2 separate regions of the Homo sapiens genome follow, and region 1 is linked to region 2. Evidence: chromatin loops called from intact Hi-C (ENCODE). Cell type or tissue: GM12878. All regions are shown on one strand. Links, peaks and the distances in the headings refer to the core of each region. The heading gives the core; the rest is flanking DNA. Region 1 overlaps LOC105373734 (a long non-coding RNA gene). Region 2 overlaps LOC102724081 (a long non-coding RNA gene).

Region 1 (11,631 bases), core at 2,461-10,460, 64 kb before region 2:
TACCCACTTCCAACTCCTCCCCTCACCACACATAGGAATTTCTCATAGAAATATGGCAATCATTATATGGGGTCTGGGGGTATCTCTCATCTTGACCAAGCTCTAAAACAATGTAGGCCCCAGGATAGGACTAATTTTTCTCCTGGTTGTATGCTGTGTTCAATGGTCCTCTGCTGAGATGGCAGGTGCCTTGTGTCTAGCTTGCTGTTAAGGGAGGAGTACAAGGCAACAATTATGGGGGTTGGGGGGTTGAGGTGGGGAGACACCAGAGTTAAAGTATCAAATTGGTATCTTGCCCTATCAGATTGTAGGCTGATTCTTATTTCCCTATCAAGATTGTGTCACTTTTTGGTGCCCTTCATTTTGTGTCCCTGCTTGCATTTTTTTTTCAGATAGCTTGTCAAAAACAGAACTCTTCAGAGTATCTATGTACGTGCATTGGTCTCTATATTGGCTTTCCATTTTCTTTCTACTTGAGATCATTTATGATGATCTTGTCAACATTTTGCTTTGTAGAACCTCCAATCTTTTTTTAGCCATATTCCTTCTTAGTCTCAGGCAATGGATCGTGCCTCCATTTCTTTTAAACATCCTTTGAGCTACTTCCCCAGGGAAGTCCCAGGAAATGTCTACCCACCAAAAATTCCTCCCCGTTCCTTAACATTATGTGACAGGGTCATTTTTCCTCATGGCTTCTGTCTCTTCCATACCCCCAGCCAGTCTTTTATGCTGGCCAGAACCATGTTTGGCATAGCTGTTTTTCTCACTGTTTTCCCTACTTTAATGGAGGACAAATTGTCAATAAACTAAGCCAAGGATTTAATAGATACTCCCCTGTGGGAAGAATGGCACTTCTAGCAGAAGTATGAATTGCCAGCCCTCCATTACTAAATATAACCTTGCCACAATGTCCTTCTGAATTTTACACAGAGTTTTATACCTTCTTGACATACTTCTTCCATTAGATTGATTTTCTGACCTAGATTTCCCTTCTAATGCCCCATTCCGCTTGACAGTTCTATCCTTTTGGGACTCCGTAACACCAATAGTATCACACATACTTTACTCCGTGGAAAGGTCAAGCTCATTTTCTTTATTTAACCAGGTGGATTCTATGAAACTTATTTATTTCTATATGTCCAGCATTAACAAAGTACCTAGCACATGATAAATAGTCAATAAGAGCAAATTGAATAAAAATAAGATGGTATAGATGCATATGAAAACTTAACTATTTTTGAAAACTCTTCCCCTAGCTGTATTTTCTTGAGAATAATTGGGCTCCTTTTTTTTGCTATTGTTCTTTTCTCTGTATGTCACAGACTTATGTTTAATGGGTTTTAGATCCTAGAACTTGAGTTTGCAGGCCGAATATGTGCTATGTGGGCTTACTAGGATTCAGAATTACCTTCTTGCTCTCTCTCAAAGAACAATATAGCATTGAGACTTGGTAAGCCATAAATAGAAAGCAAAGGGTGAAATTTCATTGTAAAACAGCAAAAAGAATCAGAATTCCCTTTATTCTTTTAGGGCAAAAGATCACTTCTTGCATTATTTGAAGGTGTCACATGAGAGACTTGCCTGCTTTTCAGAAGGCGGTATTGCATATTTGGGGCCGAAAGAAACAGGAGAGCAGAGGGGAAAGAGAAGTTTGAAAGCTCAGAGGTTTTATTCTAAGGTATAAGCAAGCTACTGTGGATGGTGTTCCTAAGAGAAACCCTCAAATAGCTTTTATAGGCAAACCAAGAAAAACTTAATTGAACATCCTAGAGAGTTGATTTTTCCCACCTACAGAGATAAAAATGACATTGCAATGCAGAGGATAGGGCAAATCTTGGTTTAGGTTAAAAAAAGAGTAGTTAAGTCCTAAGAGAAAGGTCATATTTTAAAATAGGTTGAAGAATAAAAGAAAGACTGAAAAAAATGGAAATATGGCAAGTACTTGGGCAGGTGAACATGTTAAGAATACAATTTGTGGAGAGGGCACACTACTTCTTTCTTGCTCCTCATTAGCACATTGTGGGATCAACTGTCCTGAAGAGTGACATATTTTTACAGACCAATTTTCCAGGAAAGCATTTGGTTTCCGTGCAAATAAATTAACGAATAAATTACTGGAAATACTTAAAAGGAAATCTCATGTGATTCAGAGTGAACTTAGAGATTCTTAAATGAAGAAACATCACCATTGTGCCCATGCCAAGAGGGTGATAAGGATTATTCCTCTTTCTTCAACAATTTCTCTTTCACTTCCTGATTTCAGTGGTCATTGGCAGGGTGCAGTCTTTGCCTGTTGCTCTTCTCTCTTAACACACTTTATTTATTTATTCATTTTTGGTTTATTTTATTTTATTTTTTTTTGTAAAGACAGGGTCTCACTATGTTCCCAGTGATGGTCTCAAACCCCTGGCCTCAAGTGATTCTCCCGCCTCGGCCTCCCAAAGCACTGGGATTACAGGCATGAACCACCATGCCCAGATCACACTTAATTTTAGAAGGCTCACTGTTGCCCATAAACTTTAGCACCCACCCCCTCTGTATAGATGACACCCAAGTCATTAACTCTAGTCAAGACTCACTGTCACCACTTCCATCCCCATCACTGGATAATTCCACTTCAACATTGTGCCATGACCTCAGACTCCTCCACCAAAGTCACCATGTGCTCACAGCACATCCTACCATGTGAGCTTGCTCTCTGGCAGGTAGGGGAGACATCTAGAAGTAAATTGGTACACAAGGGACAGAGAGAAGACTTTGCCAGTTGCAGGCAGGGATGTATGTGACACATGCAAGAATCTTCCTTTCTGCCTGGGAACAACTGCCTGTTCTGGCCTCTAATCCTGAGCCTTGGTGCAATTTCACCTTCCTGACTCTGATCTACTGGTTTCCCTTCTTACTTTGAGGACTGAACTCTGGCCTGTGTCCCTAGAATTAGCCCATTAGTCTGGCTCCTAATCCACATTTTGCTCATAAATCAGTAAGCTACCATTTGTATGAAAAAAAGAGTGTACATGACTATAATTATAAGACACTTCTAGAAGGATACATGAGACATTAGTAAAAGTTGTTGCTTCTGAAGAAATAAATTAGGTAGCTGGGGGCAAGGGGAGAGAGACTTACCTGTCAAGTAAACCTTACTCTTTCTCTCTCTCTCTCTCCATATATACATATGTATATATATACACATATATATACACATATATATATACACATATATATATATACACATATATATACATATACACACATAAACATACATATATACACACACGTATATATATAAATTTTAAATTTTCATTTAAAAATTAAATGAAAAAGTATGCTGATCATCCTATGTTCTGTCAAAAAATATTTATTGATCATCTACATGCCAAACACTGTTGAATAAATAATGCTCTCCTAGTTATTATTCTAGTAAATAGAAATAGTTGATAAACAAGTAGATGAGAAGCTAATTTCACCACCTCACACTCATCAGGATGGCTACTATTAAAAAAAAAACAGAACTAAATAAATGTTGAGAAGGATGTGGAGAAATCAAAACCGTAATGCACTGATGGGAATGTAAAATGCTGCAGTAGTGTGAAGGCTCCTCAAAACATTAAAAATAGAATTACCATATGATCCAACAATTCAACGTCTGAGTATATACTCAAAAGAATTGAAAGTAGAGCCTCAAAGGGATATTTGTACACCTATGTTTATGGCAGCATTATTCACAATAGCCAAAGGTGAAAGCAGCCCAAATGTTTATTGGCGGGTGAATGGATGAACAAAATGTGGTGCATACATACCATGGAACACAATCCAGTCTTGAAGGCAATTCTGGCACCTGCTGCAACATGGTGCACCTCAAGGACATCATGCTAAGTGAAGTAAGCCAGTCACAAAAAGAAAAATATCACATGATTCCACTTACATGAGGTACCTAGAGCAGCCAAATCCATAAAGACAAAAAGTATAGGAGTGGTTGCTAGGGGCTAGAAGGATTGGGAAATGGGGAGTTTTTGTTTAACGGGCACACAGTTTTGCAAGATGAAGAGTTCTCGAGATGGATGGTGGTGATGGTTGCGTAACAATGTGAATGTACTTATTGCCACTGAACCGTACACTCAGTTTTTCTTTCAGAGACAAGGTCTCACTCTGTTGCTCAGACTGGGGTGCAGAGGCACAATCATGGCTGACTGCAGCCTCAACCTCCTAGGTGCAAGCCGTCCTCCTACCTCAGCTACCTTAGCCTCCTGAACAGCTGGGCTCACAGGTGCATGCCACTGTGCCTGGCTAATTAAAATTTTATTTTTTGTATAGATGGGCTCTTGCCATGTTGCTCAGGCTGGTCTTGAACTCCTGGGCTCAAGCATTCCACCTGCTTTGACCTCCCAAAATGCTGGGATTACAGGTGTGAGCTACCACTGGCCTAAACTGTACTCTTAAAATACTTAAGATGGTATATTCTAAAAAAAGTAATAAGCTAATTTTAAAGACAGTAAGTAGTTTGAGGAGAATAAACAAAGGTGACAGGACAGAGTGTAATGGGCTGGGCTATAAAGAGTGAGCAGAAGAGGCATCCTGAGGAGCTGGCATCTGAATGGGACCAGGAATAATGGGAATGAGCTGGCAAGAAGGTCCCGGGATGCAGAGGGCACAGCCGTGTAAAGACCCCCAGGTGGGAGAGAGCTTTCGTGTGCTGCAGCAACAGAAAGAAGGTCTGTGCAGCTGACACGTGCTGTAGGAGGCAGGGGAGGCAGAGCGTGTCCTTGCACAGGGGCAGTAAGCAGCAGTGCCACTCTACAGTTCAAGTCAGCCAGCCATTGGTGTGAACAGACCACTCTGTCTCTTTCTTATGGCGCAATTCTAATTACTCTTCTAATTATTCTTATTACCCTACCCTCTCTTTTAAGAGCCAAGATTGAAGTTTCTTTCGGATGAGATTTCTCAGGAGTGTCAAAGTAGGAAAGTATGGAAGCCTGAGGCCTGGGATGATCCCAAATGTCCAGAAATACAGGCATGTGCACCAATCCAACTAGGTTCTGATATCAGAAAACCAGCTTTGGAGTTTAGGCCCAGTTAAATCTGACTTTAAACATCCTTCACATCTTTGAAGCTCGGTTTCTCCATCTGTCAGATGGGAATCACGAGAATGTCTTCCTCACTGTGTTGCCGTGAAAATCATGTTAATCGTGGATAACTAATTGTAAACTAGTGTTATTTACACATTAGTTGGTATCATGCCACTGATTTTCTGGCTCTGTGGTGCTGCACTTTCCAGTGGTTCTAGCAATCTCAGAGATTATCAAAATAAAATTCAGGGCCTGGCATGGGGCTCACACCTGTAATCTCAGGACTTTGGGAGGCCGAGGCAGGCAGGTTGCTTGAGTCCAGGAATGCCAGACCAGCCTAGGCAACATGGTAAAACCCTGTCTCTACACAAAATACAAAAATTAGCCAGGCATGGTGGCACACAGCTGTAGTCCCAGCTACTCAGGAGGCTGAGTTAGGAGGATCACCTGAGCCTGGGAAGTCAAGGCTGGAGTGACCCATGATTGCATCACTGCACTCCAGCCTGGGTAGCACAGTGAGGCCTTTTCTCAAAAAAGAAAAGAAAAATTAAGGAACATTTTTGAAACAAAAGATGCAATGTGTGGGTTTGGAGAGTCCATGGCGAGGAGGAATGGCATGACATAAAATACTGACTCTGGCAACTCTAGAAAGATGCAGTGCTTGGACCTTCCTAGAGCAGGAGAGTCTTCCTGGAGCAGACCCTGGGAGCACACACAGCAGCGATGATGAAAGCCAGTGTGCCTGCCTGGTACAGCATCCTGAGATCATAGTGTACGGAAACCTGGGTCTCCACTTTTCTATGATTGTTGGTGACAGAGAAGAGAAAGACTTAAAAGAAAACAGCTGTTGAGGTGGCTTGAGTTCATTCAGAGAATAAATTTTAAATGTCCCAAAGAACTTCATAGATGAACTGAACTGAGAAATATTAAGTAGGATGAATGGAAAACTCCCTTTAATCATGAACATTTTGACCACAGAATCATAATGTGCTTTGAGATTGGGCCGTGCTTTGGCAATCTTTCAACATATTGCAAATGATATTCTCAAATGCTGTCTTTCCCCCTACCTAGGTAGCTGTTTGAACTTTGTACAGCATGAGCAAGTTATCATAAGACACATCTAAAATATTATCTGTGGAAAAATTTGCTTTGAGTAAAGCGTGGTTGGATACAGGGAGAACAACTTGTGTAAAGGATCCCTTCAAACAATGCATGTGGCTGCACATAGCTGATTCCTAATTAGAATGTAAATTCCACAAGGCAGGGACCATGTCTAGTTGGTCACGTTGTATCTCCAGGGCTTGTCAAGTGTCTGGCATATAGCAAGTTATCAATATTTTTGCAATAATAGATGAGTGAATAAATTAATGTTGTGGGTCTATCAGCAATTTCTCATCTTTGCCAACTTTAATGAAGAGCGATTTTTCTTTCCAAAATGGTAGTTCCAGTCATGAATCTATTGAATACACTGAATCATTTCAAAGGATGTTTGTTACTTTAATAGCACTTAATCAGGAAGCCGCCTCAGGGATTTTTGGGTTGCAAGGGAGAGGCTGAGTGCTGTGGGGAGGTGTAATAGTCTGATATTCCAACCCTCTTCCATCAGAAGAGCTGTTTTCAATTGCTTTGCACACTGGGAATCTCTTCAACTTTTAATTTAAAAGATTTTGACCACTAAAATAAAAATGTGAAAAACTTCTTTAGGTCACTGACACCAAATGATTTAATAGGACCATAAGCAAATAAATACTTAATAAGAACCCTTGTAAGATGATGCATACATATATTTATATGGGAAACTGTGCAGCATTTTCTAAAACTTTCCTGCATCCCCCTTTTTTAAAAGGAACTTCGAACGACCAGATTACCTGATTGCACTCTGCTGACCCCTGGGAATTTTCTGGAGTTTTCTCTATTACTTCCCCCAATAGGTCCTTTCCATCAAAAAATAACCTGTCATGAGTTCTCATTCCCTTATGAGCTACTCTTTATCTGATAACCATGAATGGTAATAGGTTTAACTAGTACCACTAAATGTGCTAGTGGTCCAAAAACAACATCTTTACCAGAAAGCCCGTAAGAAGCAGTTCTTCTAAACCTGAGTCAGAAAAATATATGGGGCCAGTAGCTTTTCAGAGCTCTGAAATCATTCCAGTTGGTTAGTTGCTTAGAGTACACAGGGATAGCCTAAACTATGAAGCAATAATCTTCAAGGAATTACACTTCTATATATACCTGACCCCTCTAACTACTCTACCATTGGAAGGAAAATGTTCTAATTAGAAATCTTTTGTACAAGTACATTCTCTCCTGTGGATTAAACCATTCCCTACATTTCTTTCTAAGATAAGCAGACCCACCTACTAACATTATGATTATTTCTGCCCAGATTATATAGTTCAGAAAAGGGTCTTCATAAAGTTTCCCAGGAAACTAAAATGTTGGCGAGATATCATTGGGAACAACATGAAAACGGTAGGCGGTGGGAGGAGGTGGAGAGAGAATTTTTAACAGGTTTTCAATGTACTCAAAATAATACCCACTATACAGCTAACATTTTGTGAAGTTTGAAAAATAATCCACACAAGAGAAATGGTTAGAAACACACAAGGTGAAGGCAAATGCGAAATACTGCCAAGCAAAGGAGGCTGGCTGAACCCAGAAAACAGTAACACACAGACTCTGAGATATGAACCAGTGGAGCTAAATAGTAATTAGTGACTGGATATTGTGCAAAGACTTAATTAATATTCCTGTATTACAAAAGAGCACCTGCAAGGCATTGCACACTCAACCCGCTAATGAGCATGAATTCATGTTGGCCTAGTAAAAGAGTAAGAGAAATTGCTCCTGTCATTTGCTTTTAAGGTGGGTTGACAAATGAATGCTATGTTGTCTTTTTTTTTTTTTTTCCTAGCTGGGTGATTTCCCAGGCCTGTTAATCACATTCATCCTTGTAGATAGCATCTCTGACTCTAGAGGTTATCATCAGTATTTTTCTGTGAAGTATTTTACAAATCAGGGCAAGTAGATTTAATATTATTTCAACAAAAACTGAGGATCCTTTCACAGTGCAGGAAAAATTTCCTGACAATTAACATTTACAGGTAGTTGAACAAAAATCCATTGATCATGAATTTGTTTTCAAATACAAGACACACTTGAAGTAGAAATCATCCTTTTATTTATCATTGGTGTCAAGGTTTAAAGGCATCAAAAGCCATGTATATTTAATGCAAACATTAATTTTTTTTTAAATTAGACTACAGAGTTTATTCAGATTTTACTACTTTTTCCATCTATGTCTGTTCCAGGATCCCATTCAGGTTACCACATTGCATTTAGTCATCATGTCTCCTTTGAATCCTCCAATCTGCTATAGTTTCTCAGCTTTTTCTTGTTTTAATTTAATGCACATACTAAAATTTGGTAAATTATCATTAAAAAGTTATCAACTTTGTTATTTATTTTTAATGGGCTTTGTTGTCATATGTTTAGCTACACTTAGCATAGTGTCTATTTTTAACAAGTGAGAAAATGGGTTAAATGTTAACCATAACTGTATCGAACAACATTTTGTCAAATAAAAAAAAATGTAACTATTGTAGAAAAAAGCCATGGTGGTGAAAAGAAAGGAGATACAGAGGACTACAAATTCACTTATCTCCAAAATTAGCTTGGATTTGAAATAAACATTGTTTTTGTTTTAAAAAAAAAAAAGGCAACAAAAAGTAATCATCTAATAATCTAATCTACTTGGCTTAAACATTGCACTCTGTCTGAACCTTTGTGGGAATTATTTCTGCCTATAAATAAACTATTAAACTATTAAGAACAAGAACTTCAGCCGGGCATGGTGGCTCACGCCTGTAATCCCAGCGCTTTGGGAGGTTGAGGTGGGCAGATCACAAGGTCAGGAGTTCGAGACCAACCTGGTCAACATGGTGAAACCCGTGTCTACTAAAAATACAAAAAATTAGCCAGATGTGGTGGCAGGTGCCTGTAGTCCCAACTACTCAGGAGACTGAGGCAGGAGAATTGCTTAAACCTGGGAGGCAGAGGTTGTAGTGAGCTGAGACCACACCACTGCACTCCAGCCTGGGCAACAGAGTGAGACTCCATCTCAAAAATAAAAAAGAATAACAAGGACTTCCACTAGAAAAATTATATTCTTAATAACGTTGTTTTTCAGATAGTGTGGTAGACAGAACAATGGACTTCCAAAGATGGCTATGTGCCAATCTCTAGAATCTGTGAATATATTACCTTTCATGGAAAAAAGGACTTTGTAGATATTATTAAATTAAGAGTCATGAGATGGGGAGATTATCCTCCATCATCCAGGTGAGCCCAGTGTAATGTCAAGGGTTACTGAAATAGAGAGGCAAGAAGATCCAAGTCAGAAAAAGGGAGGTGATGACAGAAGCAGAGGTTGGAGTCATGCATTCTGAAGAGGGAGTAAGGGGTCATGATTCTAGGATTACAGGTGGCCTCTAGAGGCTAGACAAGGCAAGGAAGCAGAGTTTCCCCTGCAGCTTCTAGGAGAAACACAAACCTGACAACACCTTGATTTTAACCCAATAAGACTCATTTTGGACTTCTGAACTCCAGAATCATAAGGGAATATGTTTGTATTGTTTAAAGCCACTAAAGTTGTGGCAAATTTTACAGCAGCATTAGGAAACACACAGCTTACGAAAAACAAAAATTATCTCCTGAGAGAGAGGTAGAGCAAGATGGCAGAATAGAAGGCTTCACCAATCATGCCCCTGCCACAAGGACACCAATTTAACAACGATCTACACAAAAAACTACCTTCGTAAGAACCAAAAATCAGGTACCAGGTCAGCCACAGTGGGACAGAGCACCAAACAGCTCCTTGGGGGTCCCCAGTTCCAGGCCTTGGGCTCTTGGACAGCATTTCTGTATCTGCTGTGTGTGGTACAGAGGGGAGCCCATTGCCCTGAAGGGTGAGTCCCAGGCAGCATTCAACATAAATTGACTGAAGAGCCCTTGGGCCTAAAAGGACCATCTGCAGTAGCCTGGTAGTACTCTCGTGGGCCTGTGGTGGTGATGGCCGTGGGGTGAAGCTCCTCTGCCTGTGAAAAGCAGAAGGAAGAACAAAAAGTTCTTCCTCATGATTTGAGTGCCAGCTTAGCCACCATACAATGGAACACCAGGTAGACTTCTAAGCCTTTTTACTCCAGTCCCTGGCTCTCTGACGGCACCTCTGGACCTACCTGGGGCCTAAGGGAACTTGCCACCCTTAAGAGAGAGACTCAAGCTTGGCTGGCTTGTCATCTGCTAATTGTAGAGCCTCAGGGCCTTGAGAGAAAATAGGCAGTAGCCAGGAAGTGGTTACAGTGCACTTTGGGCAAGACCTAGTACTCTGCTGGCTTCGGGTCTCACCCAGCACAGTCCCAGTGGTAGTGGCTGCAGGTGTGCCTGTGTCACCCCACCCCCAACTCCAGAACAGAGGAAGAGAGACTGTTTGTTTGGTAGAAAGTAAGGAAAGAGAACAAGAGTCTCTGCCTGATAATTCAGAACATTTTTCTGGATTTTATCCAAGATGATCAAGGTAGTACCTTAAGGAGTCTGCAAGAACCACAGCATTATTGAGCTTGGGGTGCTCTCAAGTGCAGATATGGCTTAGATCACAATATCTTTCAAGCTGTGGAAAGCCTTCTCAAGAAAGGCAGACACAAACAAGCCCAGGCTGTGAAGACTACAATAAATATCGAACTCTTCAATGCCCAGGCACAGACAAACATCTATAAGGATCAAGACAACCCAGGAAATCATGACCTTACCAAATGAACTAAATAAGACACCAGGGACTAATCCTGGAGAAACAGAGATATGCGACCTTTCAGGCAGAGAATTCAAAATAAGTGTTTTGAGGAAACTCAAATTCAAGGTAACACAGACAAGGAAATTCAGAATTCTGTGAGATAAACTTAACAAAGTGATTGACATCATTTAAAAGAATGATGCAGAAATTATGGAGTTGAAGAATGCAATTGACATACTGAAGAGTGCATCAGAGTCTTCTAATAGCAGAATTGATCAAGCAGAAGAAAGAATTAGTGAACTTGAAGACAGGCTATTTGAAAATACACGATCAGAGGAGACAAAAGAAAAAAGAGTGAAAAACAATAAAGCATGCCTACAAGATCTAGAAAACAGCTTCTAAAGGGCAAATCTAAGAGTTTTTGGCTTTAAAGAGGAGATAGAGAGATGGGGTAGAAAGTTTATTCAAAGACATAATATCAGAGAACTTCCCGAATCTAGAGAAAGATATCAATATCAAAGTACAAGGAGGTTATAGAATACCAAGCAGATTTAACCCAAAAAAGATTACCTTAAGATATTTAATAATCAAACTCCCAAAGGTAAAAGATAAAGGATGCTAAAAGCAGCAAAAGAAAAGAAATTACATACAATGGAGCTCTAATACATCTGGCCCCAGACTTTTCAGTGGAAACTTTACAGGACAGGAGAGAGTGGCATAACATATTTAAAAGCTGAAGGAAAAAAAAAATTCACCCTATAATAATATATTTGGTGA
Region 2 (11,631 bases), core at 1,838-9,837:
ATTGACACCTCACCCTAGCTCCAAAACCTGCTCTCCCCTGTGATCTGCCCCACTACTGATAAGCTCTCTGCTGGCACTAACTTTAGGTCATTCTCCAGGCCATATGGACATGGCATTCCAGGAAAAGGGGAGATGTGAGCTGGGGGCACGTGAGTGTAGACTAGCACAGTGTGTCCAGGTAATGGCATGGGTTAGTGTGATTGGAGCTAAGGTCTGTGCAGGGGGCATAGGAGGACACTAGGCTAAGAAGGAAAGTTTGGCCCAGATTGAATGGGCCTTCTCATTACATTAGACTTGATCCAGTACTCAGTGCAGAGCCACTAACAGGTTTAGGGGAGGTGAGTGAGTTAACCCTATTCCTGTTTTAGGAAGAGGACTTCAGTGTAGGCATGAAGGGGTACTGGAGGATGAGACTGCAGGAGACAGGGCAGCTCTTTACAGGAGGTTTGCCTTAATCCAACAGAAAATAGTAAAGGGTGGACTCAGACCTGGCAGTGGAATGAAGAGATAAGGAAGATGGGAGAGATTGTTTCAGAAATAAAACTGATACAACGTTTTGATTAATTGGATGTAAGTTAGAAGGAGCAGGGAAAGTCAAAGTAGAGGTCTTCTTAAACATATATGGAGAAGTTTGTGCCAGTAACTGAGTGAGAAATAGAAAAGGTAAAGCAGGTTGGGGAGAAGAAGATCAGTTCTGTTCTAAACATGCTGTTTGAGGCCTGAAAGGAGAAGCTAAATGCGTATCAGATAGACAGGAGAAGCTCTGGGAGTTAGTCATAGAATTTACAAGAAACATCAAGAGTTGTTGCAGATTGGTCCAAGTCAAACCAAAGAGGAAACTGAACTTAGAGAGTGAGAGAAAGGTAGCAGGACTTAAGGATGTGATAAATAACTGGCTTTCAACACTCACCGAACATCTAAGTCACTTGGGAGGCTTTAGAATATTAGTAATTTCATTGAGATACAATTTATATAGCACAGAATTCACCTGTTTAAACTTTAGAATTCACGGTTTTTAGTATATTCAAAATTGTGCAACCATCACCACCACTTAATTTTAGAAGATTTTTGTCACCCCAAAAAGAAACCCTATGTCCATCAGCCATCACTCCCTATTCCCCGCAATGAACTTAAAAAAGAAGAAGGTTGCTACTGGAAGGGTATGGTAAAGCTCACAGTCTCACAAAGAGCTGAATTACCAGGCCTTAGGAAGAGCAGAAAATACTCCAGCTCTGGGAGTCCCAGCAGAAGAAACTGAGAGGCTTTTTCTTCCCAGTGATGCTGATTGATGACTCAGCATTCACGTCTTCTCTCCTATGTGTCTCTGCTCAGTGGTCAAATTCCAGAGAAGGAAACTCAAAACGACCTCTGGTCAGGGAAGCTAGTCAGAGAAATCAAACAACAACAATGAAAAACCAGATGTCTAACCACATTGTTGGTCTGGAGAAAGCTGCATCTGCGAAGACTCTATATTGTCTCCAGTTGAGAGTGAATGTAAAGTGAGGAAACAGTACATGAAGGCTTACTCTTCAACAAGTCTATACCAAGGGAAAAAAAAGTAAAGCAATTGTGCACAGTGACGTCCTGGGCTGAAATATTTCTCCCACCCCAGCCTTCTGAGTAGTTGGGACTACAGGTGCACACCACCACACCTGGCTAATTTTTTTAAAAAATATTTTTTGTAGAGATAGGGTCTCCCTATGTTTCCCAGGCTGGTCTTGAACCCCTGGATTCAAGTGATTCTCCTGCCTTGACCTCTCAAAGTGCTGGGATTACAGGTGTGAGCCATTGTGCCTGATATTTGTTTGTTTTTAAGATATGATGTCCTTGAATATGTTCATAGGCAGGGAGACCTGGGGGAGAGGGGAGGGAATTAATGGAGCAAGTTACAGAAGAAGGCAGGTAGGGCTGATATTAGTGGCAGAGGAGGAGGGGTTAGCTTTGGAATGTAGGAGGCACACTTTTCCAAATAGATGGAGATTTGCAGGGTAAGGGGAAAGGAGGGATCTGCAAACTGATGGCCTGTATTTCTCAGGGAAATAAAAGACAAAGTGATGTGTAGATTGAGGGTCCAGGGAGTGAGGACTTGAGGTGAGTGGTGAGTCTGTGACTCCTGCTGCAGGGTCAGGTTCACTAACGGCAGCAGAGCAGTGGAGTGGTCCAGTCAAGCTTGACGCCAATGGATTGCTTTTTGTTCCTTTTTCCTTCCATTGCTGATTTTTTTTTTCTTTACATTTTAATGTTTATTTATCTCTCTCTCAAAGAGTGAACTAGAGAAAAAAAAAAGGGAAAGCAAATGTTAGAGGTTAAACTGAATGGACCACATCATAAAGTTTCTGCTCAAGCTTTGGTGGGGTGAGGATGAAGCGGACACAAAAATAGCTTGTTATTATTGGACTCCACTTACCCTTGTTTCTCCATCATAACCTCTAGTCCACGGATGTTGGTTTGTCTTACTACTCTAGAGGACTTGGAGCCCTTGGTTCAGAAGATGAGGCAAGAGTGCAGTAGATTCCTTCAGGTGTAACTTTACTGCACAAGGGTGCACCAAATAGGCAGCACCTGAGTACCTGGTACCACCAAGGTTGTTCCAAGGAAGGTAGTTTATATCACTTCAAGGCAGGGTTGTTGGGACAACCAAGCAAAAATGGCTTAAAGACTATACTTACCTTCCATAACTGCAAGGGGCATCCGTGGCGAACCAAAAGATCTCTCAGTTGAAGACCAGGTGACCCCAGATGAGATGTCAATCAAGATCTACCCCCTCTGAGTTCTTTAAAAATGGAACCTCCATTCTTGACTTCATAATGGCTTTATTGCAAACTTCACAGACCTTCCTGCTAGCACAGCGCTAAAAAAGAGCATCATTTCAGACTGCATTCTGATTGGGAGAAACAATCAGGAATTAGATTAGGCAGAACTGAGTTAGAACCCCTATCCCACCACTTCCTAACTGGGTGCCATTGGGCAAATTACTTACTCTCTCAGATCCTATGTCTTTGTATTTAAAGGATAATTTTAAGATGAAATTAAATATCCTGGTGAAAGCATTAAATAAGGAGTCTGGTACATGTTAGGTGGGCAACAAGTGCTGGAAATAATGGATCATGATATTTAATTTAAAGTTGTAGGTGGTGGGGGGGTGATTGTTAAAATAATGTAAAAGACACTTGTGAAATTTCTCTGTGGATACAGTGTAATACAAATTCAAAGTAAAAAGGAGTTAGTCCCATTACCAGAAAGAATACAAAAACAAGCAGCAACAAAAGCAACAAACAAAAAACAAAAAGACTCCTGGTAATTCATAAACACAGATGTGTTATCTTAAAGACTGGGATTCAAATTGCCAAGGACATTATTTTTTGATAAAGCAGTGCAAGTGAATACGAAAGATATGCAAATACCCCTGTCAAGCAGCTCAGAGCTACCTCCTAGCACTGTCGTCAAACCCTCCGTAACTCCCCAGTGCTGTTCCTGCCCTTTCCAGTCTTGTCTTTCACCGACTCCCCTTGACCTTTCAGCTCTGGTGAACTTGGATTCCTAACCTTGCATTTGTTTTCCCCAGTTCAGCATTCTTAATATTGTCATTCCATATGTGTCTCTCGAAATCCTTCTCCTATCCCTACCTACAACCCTACCAACTTTCTCATCCTTCAAGACTTGATCAAATCTCCCCTCCTCTAAAGCCTCCTCAGAATCATCACTTTCTGCTCCGAAATCCCAAGGTACTTCTCTTCTGTAGAACTAATTTGGCCAGCTAATTAGAGTGGGCATGTGTCATTCTTTTAGGCTGCTCCACATCTGAAGCCCTTTCCTAAGTTTGAGGGAAGCAGAACCTGCCTATGGAAGCTGAAGAAGCTTGAACATTTTCCCAGCCTCCCCTGCAGTTAAGACAAGGGCACGTGACAGAAGCTGAGCCAATCAGATGCATTCACCCCACTTGGTTGTGGACGCCAGGGATGTGGAGAAGCAGAGACCCAGCAGTCCTGAGGCAGTTGAGGGTGATGCCTGTGGAGCTGCGTTTGGTTTCCTGAGTCAATGACGGCAGAAAGTCTAGCAGTAGTGGCAACTAGGCACACTGATTGGTCTGTGCTCTGTGGTAGGAGTGGCGAAGTCTTCACCAAACTTCATGGTATGATATGGGGCATTACTTATGGCTACTTATCCCCAAGACTGATTCTCCAGCTTTGCTGAAGGTTTAGGGCCAAAAATAGGAGATTTCAGCATAGTAACTGCTTAAAATGCAATACAAGACCACTCTGGGAATTTCTTACTGCTTGTCTTTTTAGAAACTTGCCTCCAGCCGTGGTTAGTGGGCCTTCTTTCTTCCTAGGTCGTGCCCACAGAGGAATTTATAGCAATATTTTTGGATGTTGCAATGTTTGGGAGTCAATGCTGACATTTGGGAGAGAGCAGAGATACTAGTTTTCCTGCAATGTACAGGACAGCCACACACAATGAAAAATTATCTGTCATCTCCTGTCGTTTTCAAATGTCCCCAGGTTAAAAAAAACACTGTTTATAATTATCTGAGTCTAGAATCTGACTCTGTTTTACATACAAAGACAAAATATTTGGGACTTTTTGAGGGAAGACTGCATTTGGTTTGGAACTCCCTCAAGGGTCTTTGCTATTTAGAGATGTCACATCTTTAAAGATGGCAACAGTGCATGTGGTGTTGTCAAGGCAACACCTGAGGTTCAGAGCTTGAGTGTTACCCTCTTCATTTTCCAGATTCTGTGAGTCCCACAAGCATCTTACTCCTTCATTGTGTATTTTGTAGTGTCCTCCTGGCCAAACACTTGTATATGGTAGACATATTTTTATGTATTCCTCAAATTGCTTCCCTTTTATTTCTCCTTTATATTACCATTAGGAAAGTATATTCAATTTTTTAAGTTCATTTAAATTTTATTTCAAGATAGTCATGGTGACAGTCTAAATTACTTGTTATAAAAATGAACAAGTACCATGACCATGACCCTAAAGCCTTCTCTTATTTTCCCACAGTCTTTCAGCCTATCCCCTCCCAAACCTGTTTGTTACTAAAGATCCATCAGTGTGGAATTTTCAACGTCATTCAATTTTTTAAGATAACATACTTTCCTTCCTGTTAGTTATATACATAAATGCCCTCAGAAAATGACTCTATTCTCACAACCATAACATCTTGGGTTAATATTGATTGAAAATTCAATGGCACCTTTCAAATGCTGATGAGAGGGGTTTTAAAACTATCAACTCTCAGGCTCCTGGGAACTCAGTTTCTCTCTAAGCTTTATTGGGTGTAAAAAGCATATAGTGAGGCAATCCACACTCTGCTCTAAATGGCCATGTGAGGGAAGAAAGCTTTGCTTTATCTCTCTGAATACTTAGAAGGATTTAAATATAAATTAGCACAAGATTTGAAAAAGAGAAAAGAAGTACCATCATACTCTATTTTTTCAGTTACCAATCATCAAATTACAGTTGGTGAACTTTTGGGCAGTGTGAGCTACTTGGCCTGATGGTGAGAACACAAAAAGACTCCCCAGGACAAGGTGTCCTCAGCCAGCTCATGTGCAGATTGCAGATGGAGCCTCAGTGCCCAGACAACAGTGCCTAAAGGCTTTCTTACTGGTTTCAGGCCTCCTCTTGAATGACAGTCATTCTGAGGATGACATTTTAGGGTTAGAATGCTCCTTGACTTTAAAAAACAAACAAACAAACTGAACCTTATCATATTTTACTAGTGGTCCTTGGCTGGTGACAATCTTCGTACTACATGTTTTTGCTGGAAATCAAAGTGCGTTAGTCAAATGCCCTTTCAAAACCCTATTATCTCAGCATGCAAAGCCAGCATCTGAGGATTTTCCACATTGAATCGACCGGTGTGTACTAAAAGATGTATGTATAGAAAAGGGGAGCTATGGTTTTAAAGAAGACTGAGTTTTCATCATTTTGAAACTGTATAAATTAACATGAGTTTCAAATCAACAGTCTGCAATTTTGATTTTATCAACTCAAGAATCCTTGACAGAAGATCTATGGGAGTGACATAAAATGTTCTGGAGATTTTAATCAAGATGAGATAATGCATATAAAAGTGAACAGTGAAGTCCCACAAAAAGTATTTTAGGATATGTTACTAATTTTCGTAGTCTCCAGGGCAATGTTTAATACAAATTTGCAAACAATACAATAAATATACTCTGAAGCTGGATTCTCATAGTTTAACAGCTGCTCATTGCAAAAAAGAAAAAACTGAAAATAATGGGCAACTTTTTAGAACATTCATTAATAACTTTTCTTTTAAAAAATGGATTTTACCTGTTTTATTTTGAGTCAACCAGATATAATCTGAGTGACCAAAAGGAATAGTTGACCAAAAAGAATAGTATTTTTTTTCCAAATATGTCACCTTTATATGCTGGAAATATTTGCTCAAGATGTGATTCAACTGTCTGCCACACTGGAGAGCTTTAAAGAATCCTTTTACATTGAAGTGTCAATTATTTCTCTGTTCTTTTCAGGCAGCTGAGTACCCTCTCATCATTGTCAGTTCATCTCATTTTCATTTTTTAAATGCTAACCAAGAAAGTGGCCGGGTGCTTTGTCTCTGTCTCCTTGTTTTCACAGCCCCCAGTGCAGTCTTTCTTTTTTGTCCTTGTCAGTTTCATAACTTTGACCTCAAGGATGTTTTTCAGCCCACAGAGCAACTTGCAGCTTCCCGGGCTCTGCTGTGCAAAAATGCTTTTCGTTTTGTGAGAACTACCTGTGCCTTGATGTGGTAGAGATACTTCTCTTCTAGAAATTCAGCATGGCACAATAACTTGTTTTCTTGACTTTCACACTGACTCAGGCATTTATTAGGCATAGTACTCTAGCAATGTTGGGAAATACATAGAAGAGTTCCCCCATTTCTTGAGAAACGTACATAAAATAAGATGGAAATAACACGTGCTGAATGCTATAGAACTGCTCCATCCAATAGAATAATTGCCAGTTAATTGGTTATTGAGCATTTGAAATGAGGTCTGAATTGAGATGCACCATTAATTGTAAAATACACATTGGATTTCAAAGATTTACTGAAAAAAATGCAAAGCATCTCAATTTTAAAATACTGATTACATGTTAATGTGATAATATTTTGGATATGTTGGGTTAAGTAATAAGCATATATTAAAATTAATTTCACCTGTTTCATTTTACTTTTTTTGCGTGGCTACTAGAAATTCAAAATTGCATCTTTGGCTCACATTATTTCTATTAGGCAGCATTGTTATAGAAGTTTAGAGAGGAGTGGGGGAGTATGTCCTGTATATGTGGTAGGGCAGACACAGAGAGGCATGGTGGACAGAAAGCCATCTGAGAGGAGGTGACACTGGAGCTAAGCATTGAATGGTGGCAGCCTCTAGACACACAGAGTGGAGAAGGGATCTCAGCCAGCAGCAGAGAGGCAATGCTGTGTAGTGGGCAAGGCAGGCTTTGGATGACATCTCAACTCTTATGATAAATTAGTACAGTGCCTAGAACAAGAAAAAGCACTTAATAAGCGGTATCTAATTTTACTAGGATGTGAACGTCAGCAAGGTTAAAGGATGATTTAAGGGATGTTAAAATGACATCTAACCTAAAAGTCATTTCCTTAGCTACCATGCCAGAGACACCACCACCAAAGCCTTTCCTCTCCTTTCACATCACTGCTTATAAAATAATGGCTTATAATCTGAATGAATCCCAGATTCTACACAGTACATATTCATAAGCAGAGGAAAAAAACTATACTTCCCAATTGATTTTCATTGTCCTTGTTCCATAAGTGACTTTCTAACATTTGATAACCTTTTTTTTTGCATGTGGAAATAAAAGGTTAGAAGTAAAAATGGACCATTATCTTTCCTTTTCTGATTGAAATCCTTAATCACTGTGAACCTCCCCAAAATATTCAATGGTCCACATGTATCCACATCAAAATTATGGATGGCTCTGGAAACTAGACCAAACTCTGAGGATGACAGAGTGGCAATTACCAAGTGACACAAGACAAGCTTGGCATATGGCCAAGTTCCCTGGCATTTGGCCAAGTTCCCATTAAAGCCATATGGATTTACAGAAGGGCTTTATGGCATGCTGATATCTTACTGAAATATTCCAGGAAACTAATATTAGATCAGCACGATAGGTTACTTGGAGGGTAACTGACTGGAGAGATCATTATAATTTCATACAGAAGTGAGCTTCTGTTAAAGACTGGTGCATGCCACCGGATGGTGGGCTAAGAGTTGTGAGGCCCCCAGACATGATAGTGGCCCCAAACAAATATATTCTCTCTTCTATCCTGAGGTTCTGGTTACAGGAGCTTTAAGATGACCTTTTCTAAAGGAGTGAAAACAAAGTCTACACATGACTGTTGATTCAAGCACAAACCCCACAGGCAACTATCTACTAACTTGGTTTCTCTTCCATTTCAACTTCTCTTTTCCCCAGTTATCTGTTAAGAGAGCCAGAAAAGGGTATATATTGACAGCCCCCATTCACCTCCAAGTTTTACCTTTAGTAGCTGCCTTTATAATAATAATAATATCTAACATTACTGAGCACTTACATATACTATTTGTTCAATCCTCATAATACCACCATGCATTAGATATGGTTTAATTTATTAAATTATTTACTAAATATAAATTTATTTATTACTTTATTAGCTCTTACGGCTTCTGTGAGTCAGGAATTCAGATGAAACATAAGAAGTATAATTTATCTCTGCCCCATGAGGTCTGGCTCAGCTGGAGAACTTGAAGACTGCAAAGTTCTGAAGGCTCATTCACTCACGTCTGGTGGTTGACGCTGGCTATCAGCTATGGGTCTAGGTGGGGATATCAGTTGGAACACCCACATGTGGCCTCTCCATGTGGCCTGGGCTTCCTCACACCATAGTGACTGGGTTTCAATGGCAAATGTGTGTGAGTGTGTGTGTGTGTGTGTGAGAGAGAGAGAGAGAGAGAAAGTACCACGCAGAAGCCCTGGCTGGAAGTCATCACTTCTGCCACATCCTTTTATTGAGCCAGTTTCAAAGTTCAGCCCAGATTCAAGGGAAAGGAATACAGACCCCATCTCTTGATGAAGGAATATCAACATCAGTTCATGAGACTAGCATGTGGCACGAAATATATATTGGTGCAGCTGTCTTTTGGAAAATATAAACTGCCACACACTTGTGTTTTATAGATGAAACACCAGAGGCTTAAAGAGTATAAATAAATTGCTTGTGATTATGCAACTGGTAAAAAGAAAAGCCAAGATAGGAATCTACTGGTTTCCAGAATCCATGCTTTAAAAAAAAATCAGTGTTATACTATATCCCACCCCAAATTCTTTCCAGCTTTAAATTTTTAAAGAAATGATAAATTTAAAATAATAGATTTCAGTTTCTATTATAGAAAGTATGCCACAGACTTCATAAACCTGGAGTGGGGGTGGTAATACAAGATCACGATTATTTTAATGTCCAAATTACAAGAGCTGAAACCTCTAATAATTCAAGTCCTTGATCTTACTGTTTTCCCTAAAATTTCTTTCTCACTATTTCTATAGCTCCTAAAGAGGTGTGTCTTATGTGCCTACAAACCTATCTGTCCTTTGCGAGACAGATACCCTGACTTTGTTTCCTCTGCCAATGGTGGGACTTCTGAGATCATCAGTGACAAGGGAGCTGGGTCTTCTCGCTACAGGAGCAGCTGGGGGAGCCAGAGGAGAACTGGTTTTGCACAAAGATAGGAACAAAGACACACATACCAACTCTAAACCACACTTTGTCTTGTCACCTAGGCAGAGAAGTAGCATTGCCTTTCCCAGAGAATGACAGGGTCCATGGAAGCTGATCCTTCCATTTCATTTCCACGTCATTCTCATTTCCTTTCACTGATGCTAATTTCTGTCTTTTTTTTAAAAAAAAAAAAAAAAAAAAAAAAAAAAGCAGCTGCCGGATGCGGCGGCTCACGCCTGTAATCCCAGCACTTTGGGAGGCCGAAGTGGGCAGATCATGAGGTTGGAAGATCGAGACCATCCTGGCTAACACGGTGAAACCCTGTCTCTAATAAAAATACAAAAAACTAGCCAGGCATGGTGGCGGGTGCCTGTAGTCCCAGGTACTCAGGAGGCTGAGGCAGGAGAATGGCGTGAACCCGGGAGGCGGAGCTTTCAGTGAGCTGAGATCATGCCACTGCACTCCAGCCTGGGCGACAGAGCAAGACTCTGTTTCAAAAAAAAAAAAAAAAAACGCAAATGAATCCACCCCATCCTATCCTTATGCTATCTAGGACAGGCCATAATTCAGCCTGGGTGTCCAAACTTACTTCTACAAGGGTTAGGAAGACTTATGTTTTTCCTTTCCACCAAAAAACTGCAACAAAGTCTACAGGGAAAGCTCAGCTCATAACACAAGAACTTATGTACCAAACATAACCTCTGACTTCCAGGGTTAAACACGGGTCTTCTGGTTATAGGTGACCTCACTTTGCTGCCAAAACAATGGGTGCACGTTTCCTTTTCATTTGGATGTCTCAAAGAACAGTGAGGTAGTTTTCCCTAAACAAAAGAGGAGTTAACTCAAAAACAAATTCTCTTTTTGTACACTGCTCAAAGCTGTGAAAAAAAAGTTTTCCCAGGCTTCTTTCTACTTTAGTGAGATAACAAGGCCACAGCTTCAGAACTCTTTGCAAGAAGAAAAATTCTTGCTAAGATGTAGCTCAAATATGGGAGCCCAGCTGTGGGGGAGGTAGCAGAAGACTCTACATTCCACAGCTGGCCTTTCCCTCATGGGATTAGGATACTACTAGTAATAGTAGTGATAGTAATAATGAGGAGGAGGAGAAGGAGGAGGGGAAAAGGGAGAAGGAGAAGGTGCAGGAGGAGAGAAGTAACATGCATTGAATTCTTTCTAAGTGCTGAACACAGTGCTAAATGCTTTCATCTAGTTTCAACAGCTAGATGAGGTAGATACCGTTAGGCATGTGTATGAAAAGATGCCGTTTTTTTCAGATAAGGAAACTCAGGTTTAAAGATGTTGACAGTTGAGAGTTGTCCAAGTCCACACAGCTTGTAAGACGTGAAGTTGGGATTTATTAATAGACCCAATTTATTAATAGACCCTATTTATTAATAGACTCCTGAACTCTTCTATAGTTTATATCAACTGTCTCCAGCTTCAAATTAGCTGTTAGCTGTTGTTTTCCTAAGAAATCCAATTAGTCCAAACTTTATTAAACACTCACTGTGTGCACAAATCCACACTAGGACCTGGGATGATAGAAATGGAATAAGATCCTGTTCCTGCTTGAGGAAGCCAGCGGTTCAATAGAGAAGACAACATGCATGGTAGGGAGGGCTCTTAGGGTTCTCTGGGATCACCAAGTAGGGAGGGATTACTTCTAACCCTGATGTGATCTAGGGGAAATTCTAGAATGTGGTTTTTGCAATGGAAATAACTTATAAATACAATTTTGATAGGTAGAAAAGAAAAAAGGGAAAGACATTCTAAACGGAGAAATCATATTAAGAAAAAAGAAGACAAATGGTCTGTTAAAATGCATGGTATGGAGAGAAGAAGGTTGAATTGTCAGGAGATGGATAGAAAGTTAGGTGGTT

What was found. Hi-C counts contacts between places; a loop is a spot of excess contacts. Peaks named below come from ENCODE experiments on the same cell type or tissue, not always from the same donor. Only the 100,000 strongest peaks of a DNase experiment are listed, where the experiment ranks them.
Region 1: a loop joins it to region 2, with 2.1 times the contacts of the local background. A loop is called at or near these places in 3 of 110 quality-filtered maps.

The regions. Positions count from the first base shown.
Region 1 is chr2:168,361,350-168,372,980 of GRCh38, forward strand. The region is part of intron 2 of LOC105373734 (a long non-coding RNA gene); the gene reads right to left. Among named protein-coding and RNA genes, the nearest start is that of CERS6, 89 kb to the right of the region's middle. In GM12878, for the core only: no CTCF peak of the experiment used is centred there; no DNase peak of the experiment used is centred there.
Region 2 is chr2:168,426,275-168,437,905 of GRCh38, forward strand. It overlaps LOC102724081 (a long non-coding RNA gene), which reads right to left. Exons shown (of 4, transcript XR_002959433.2): 2 at 2,670-2,851; 3 at 1,200-2,270. Among named protein-coding and RNA genes, the nearest start is that of CERS6, 24 kb to the right of the region's middle. RefSeq lists enhancers at 6,576-6,635, 6,666-6,755. In GM12878, for the core only: no CTCF peak of the experiment used is centred there; a DNase peak (open chromatin) is centred at 6,727; H3K4me3 peaks cover 623 bases.